Regions from separate parts of the Mus musculus genome. Here region 1 is linked to region 2. The links are chromatin loops, found by intact Hi-C in ENCODE. Cell type or tissue: left cerebral cortex. All regions are shown on one strand. Links, peaks and the distances in the headings refer to the core of each region. The heading gives the core; the rest is flanking DNA. Region 1 has its middle 51 kb from the start of Zfp42. Region 2 overlaps Triml2 (tripartite motif family-like 2).

Region 1 (2,926 bases), core at 179-2,678, 69 kb before region 2:
TCTTCAGGTAAGACTTCCTACTCAGGAGATTCTAATTTGTAGCAAATTGACAATAAAAACAACTATAATAGCATATTAACAATACACAGGCAAACATTTTAGTACAAAGAGTATTGCCAACCCACTCATGTCAGGAGATGCAGAGAGAGACAAGCACAAGTCTCTTCCTTCCTGCCCGACATGGTCCTTCCTAGCTTTGAGAGAGTTATTTTGGTACACTCTACCTCCATTTCATCATCTAGAAAATGAATACCACAACAAAGTCTATGTTATCAGGCTAATAAGAAGATGAAGGGTTTGATGAGTACTCTGTAAGTCACTCATTCTATCATCTTAAAATATTTATTTCGAGAAGAAAGTTATGAAAAACTTAAATTGGATTTTAATCTTCCAATGAGTCCATTTCTATCAATCTTTTTTCCCCTAAGTTAAAAATAAAATATTTTACATAGCTTCAACGCACATGGCTTAGTTTTTGATCCTAAAAAGTATAAAAATCTAAATGTTACTCCAGAGATAAAATAGGTAGAAAATGAGAAATCAGGGTGCAGAAGCTTTCTGGGAAAGTATACTCATTAAAAACTGAGTAGACAAAAAGAGATACAAGCAAAAATAAAATATAATAGCAATTAATGGGGGGAGAAATCAGAGTAACAGGGCGTGGTACAGTGTGATTGTAATCTCAGCATTTGGTAGTCTAGGCCAGAGGCTCAGGAGTTCAAGGTCAGCCTGGGTTACAAAGCTAATTTGAGGCCAGTTCCAGCTATCTCAAAAACCATAAAACAAGATTCAAAGGATAAGAGCACTGGTTGGGGCTGGAGAGGTGGCTCAGTGGTTAAGAGCACTGACTGCTCTTCCAGAGGTTCTGAGTTCAATTCCCAGCAACCACATGGTGACTCACAACCATCTGTAATGGGATCCGATGCCCTCTTCTGGTGTGTCTGAAGATAGCTACAGTGTATTCACATATATTAGACAAATAAAATCTTAAAAGAAAAAGAAAAAAAGAGCACTGGCTGCTCTTCAGGGGACTTAACATTTAATTCCTAGGTCCCACCCAGTGTCTCACAACAATCTGTGACTTCAGTTTCAGACCCACTACACTCTTCTGGCCTCTGAGATCAACATGCACATGGTACATGCATGCAAAACACCCAAACACATAAAATAATAATTTAAAAAATATATATTTTAAAAAATGTAAAAAGAAAGAAAGAAAAACCCCCACCTACTCCAGTTAGTCACTGGAGTGTTGTTTATATAGTGCCAATGATGCTGCCATCTACCTGTTTAACAAAAAGGGTTTTACCTTTAACACTGCCTAGGAAATACACTTATTAAAATGTCTATATGGGCTGGCGATATAGACACACTTGGTAATGTGATTATGTTATGTGCATGAGACCCTGGGTTTAATTCCTAGCATCACACACACACACACACACACACACACACACACACACACACACCAAATGTTTATTATAAATCTAACCTCAAGGACGATATTTGAAAAAAAAAGACATAGATTTAGAGGTATTCTACAATGCAGTGGCTTCTTTTAAAATTGCCGATATCATGTGAGGAAAGTAAAAAAGAATGATGGTAACGTAAATTTTTCTCGTCCATGAAATGCAAATTTTGTCCCTTGGAATGTTATTGGTGATCTTGCAGCTATTGATGTGTATGCAGATCAAGCTAGTCTGCCAGATTTTGCGTCCAGGCATCTGCTTGCAATTCCGTCCCTGCATTCCTCATTCCTTATGTGACATGTATGTGGGTTGCTTGGTTCTGTATGCCGTTGCTTAGGATTTATGCTTCTTCACACATTAATAAATTAAATAGAATCTTCCCTTAAGCTTATTTAGTATTTACATTGGAATTGTGATCACATTTTATTTAAGATTTACCTTTTGGCATATTTTGACATATTTCTTATAGTGTTCACTATTTTAAAATAAAAATAGAATGTTGCCCCAAAATTTGAAAGTCTTGAAATACACGTCTACATTTTCCCTTTCCCTAAATGTAGTCAATACAAATATACACATCAATGATTAAGACAGAAAATTAAATGTAGAAATAATGCAAATGTAAAATTATTTAAGATAAAGGTATGTGATACAAAATACAGTTATTAAGACAGTTTCAGGGCTGGAATATAGCTCTGTAGTAGAGCACATACCTAGCCTTTGGTTTACTCCCAGCTCTAACCATCACACACACACACACACACACACACACACACACACACACACACACACACACACACACACACATACCAGAAAACAAATCAATACAAAGAAAGTACCCTTCCCTAGCCCCACCCCTACCCCCAAAGAAAGAGTTTTAAAATTACTTATCTAGGGTGTCCATACCAAAGTCCAAATCTAGAATTCCTTGGAGGGCACATCTATAGATTACTATGAGACGGTGTAGACATCATTTAAGGCCAACACCAGAAAACAAGGATAAAATATCATGAGATTCGTAGAAGCTGTGCTATAAACGGTACATTAGTTACCTAATGTTCTAAGAGAAATTGCACCAAATTTATTGGTCTAAAATAATAATAATACTTGTTAGTATTTCATAGCTTTGACTGGTCAGGAGTTCAGATAGGACATAGCAAAGGGGATAGCTTGTGTGTCCCAGATATGTCATCTGCAAAACTCAAGATGGGTATTAAAATTATTAGAAGAGAAGACTTAACTGGGAGCAGAAAGTCTCCTGAGTTTCCTTGTGCTCATGGCTTCAGCCTGGTACCAGAAAGTCAATTTCTTTGTCACATAGAAAACCACTCCAGGAGGATGACTGGTTGTTCTTATGACCCAGTCACCCGTTCCCTGACAGCATCTGAGGGTCTAGTGGTCGCTGCCCTTTCTAGGGTATGTCCTTGAGTCATGTGCCCCCTGTCTCTATACCTTCT
Region 2 (2,926 bases), core at 165-2,664:
TCTTACTATATGTAGCTTTGCTGGACTGAAACTGGCTATGTAGATCAGAATGGCTTGAACTCATAGAAATCCCCTAGCATTCAAGGACTCATTTTGAATAAGAAGAAATACAGTATATTATCATTTTCAGGTTGTTATGCCCATGTATAGAAAAACTCCAGGGCTTATTATACCTGTCACTGATCTCTCTATGCTTTGACCTCTAATTCAGTATGGACCAGTCAACCTCCCCTGCCATCACCCTTTCCAGTTTTCCCCAGTCTTTGTTAATCATCAGTCTGTCAGCTTCTATGACATCAATTTAAGTTCTACGTAGGAATTCAAATCTTCTACTTTTCTTTCTATGCTTGGCTTATTATGCCAACAATTAACATAAGGATCCCAAATTTCATCTAAATTATAATATATTATATGCCATATATAATTACATATTATTTAATATATATTACATAAAATTTAATTATAATTATAACTTTGTCTTTTTCACGAATAAGCAACATCTTATATATGAGTTATATGAATCACATATCTTTACCTGTTCCTACTACTGTAAAAGTTTCTTTGGCACATTAGTTTTCTTCAGACATATGCCCAAAGTGGGCATTGAGGAAGCTCAATGCTTCCCCTACGTCTGTACTGATTTACAGACCATCGACAGTATTCATAGTGCTTTTAGCAGGGCGACAATGGCTGCTTAGCTTTCACACTGGCTTGAAGATCACTGGACCCGGCATTCAGGAAGGGACCCTTAATGAGTCTCTTCACTCTGCAGTCCTCAAATGCTGTTGAGGAATGGCTTTCCTCAGGCTTACCTGGAGCAGTGCAACGGCAGATTCCCCACAGTTCTTCTCGAGGTCCGTGATCATCGTCTGGAGGCTGCGCAGGTGCTCACCAAGCCGGACTTCACTCGCCTTCAGTTTTTCCATGTTCTCTCTCCCCAGGTGACTAAGTCTCTGCAGATGCATCTCCTCATGAACTCTGTACCTTTTTTTTATGTGAACTGGTGTTTTGCCTACATGTATGTCTGTGAGGGTGTCAAATACCCTGGAGTTGGAGTCAGACACTTGTCAGCTATGTTGTGGGTGCTAGGAATTGAACCCAGGTCCTCTGGAAGAGTAGATAGTACTCTTAACAACTGATAGGTTTTTGTTTTGTTTTGGTTTTTGGTTTTTGGTTTTTCGAGACAGGGTTTCTCTGTGTAGCCCTGGCTGTCCTGGAACTCACTCAGTAGACCAGGCTGGCCTCGAACTCAGAAATCCACCTGCCTCTGCCTCCCAAGTGCTGGGATTAAAGACATCACTATGCCCTTTTATTTACTGATTGAACCTTGGCCAGGAAACCTGAATTGCTGAATGTCTTAGGAGAGGACATAATCAGGTAACGCCCCGCTTCTCCGTGGAGCAGAATGCCTTTCAATAGAAACCTGAGGCCAGGTGGTCCAGCACAAAACTGTAACGCCCGAATTTGAGATGTGGAGAAAAGATGCAGGAAGATCATGAGTTCAGGCTAGCAGTGACCACAGAGGGAGATTTCCTTTCTAAATAAACAAAGAAATGCAATTTTACGCTTACTGTTTAATATAGCAAAGTTAGGTAGGCATTTGTCCATGAAATCTCTTTACTCAGATTAACAAACATGGCACCCAAAACACGCCACGCACTTTCTGGTGTGACATTTTGTTCCAAACTTGAATGTTTCATCATGAATTAAAATTATCACTTAGGGCGTGGTATCCCTTTAATTCCAGCCCTAGGGGACAGAGGCAGGCGTCTTTGTCAGTTCAAGGCCAACCTGTCTACAAAGCAAGTTTGAGGCCAACTGGAGCTAAGTAGTGAGACTATCTCAAAAACACTTTCTTTTGGTTTTGTATTGTTTTGTTTTTTAAAAGACAGCATTTCTTTGCATAGCCCTGGCTGTTCTATAACTCACTATGTAGTACAGACTGGCCTTGAACTCATAGATTAACCTGCTTCTGCCTTCAGGGTGCTAGGATTACAGGCATGTATCAGCATGCCTGGCTGCCTACTTAAAAACAAATTTAAAAATTGATACTTTAATCAATAATTAGCAGAGATGCTTAAATAATGAGGCCATTGATAACTGGTTTTCCTTTTTATCTTTCTAAATGTATTCTACCTGATTATGGTTGCATCAATTAGGAAAAAGAAAACCCAATACTAGAGGTTTTATTTTTTTCTTCTCATTTGGGAAATCACTTCTGTGTTGGAGAGTTCCTCACTGACGCACAGTCATGCCAGCTAGCCCTCATGACAAGTAGCACGCCATAGTACAGCTGCAGCCAATTCTGCAAGCCTCTTATAGAAGGCTATAGTTTACATTTAATCTCCCGTTGCTATTAAAGATCCCAACTGTAATAATGGTGCCTGCTATTTGTAGACTGCTGAAAATGTACAAGGCACTGTCTAGGGGCCCTCTGTAGATGATCTCAGTCAAGCCTCACAGCAACGTTATGAACCAGAGGCCATTGTTATTTCCATTTCACAGCTAAAGAAATGAGGTTAGACACTGAGCCACAGGGGCCCAAGGCTACCCAAAAGCTAGTAACTACTAGACCATTAATAAAATCCCTGGGAGTCTTCTGAGGTTAATTCTCTCAACGTGGCTCTGCATGGAAACAATATTAATGCTGTCTTAGCCATGTGTCTTTCCATGGTTTTAGGTATACTAACACTGTAATATGAGATAATGAATATATACAAATAAATGTATGGGCCTCTTTCCTTCCTTGCTTCTCTATTTATATGAGTGTTCAAACAGTATCTTATGAAAGAACTGCAAGTAAGTACACTTGTCCACTCTACACACATAGTTGTCACTGGATAAACTTTTTTTGATTTGTGTTTTTTTCCAGACAGGGTTTCTCTGTGTAGCCTTGACTGTCCTGGAACTCACTCCGTAGTTGGCC

The links. Hi-C counts contacts between places; a loop is a spot of excess contacts. Peaks named below come from ENCODE experiments on the same cell type or tissue, not always from the same donor. Only the 100,000 strongest peaks of a DNase experiment are listed, where the experiment ranks them.
Region 1: a loop joins it to region 2, with 9 times the contacts of the local background. A loop is called at or near these places in 2 of 42 quality-filtered maps.

Annotation. Positions count from the first base shown.
Region 1 is chr8:43,254,697-43,257,622 of GRCm38, reverse strand. No RefSeq gene overlaps it. Among named protein-coding and RNA genes, the nearest start is that of Zfp42, 51 kb to the left of the region's middle. In left cerebral cortex, for the core only: no CTCF peak of the experiment used is centred there; a DNase peak (open chromatin) is centred at 1,739.
Region 2 is chr8:43,185,598-43,188,523 of GRCm38, reverse strand. Triml2 (tripartite motif family-like 2) reads right to left here. Exons shown (of 8, transcript NM_001381929.1): 5 at 813-953. Among named protein-coding and RNA genes, the nearest start is that of Triml2, 6.5 kb to the right of the region's middle. In left cerebral cortex, for the core only: no CTCF peak of the experiment used is centred there; no DNase peak of the experiment used is centred there.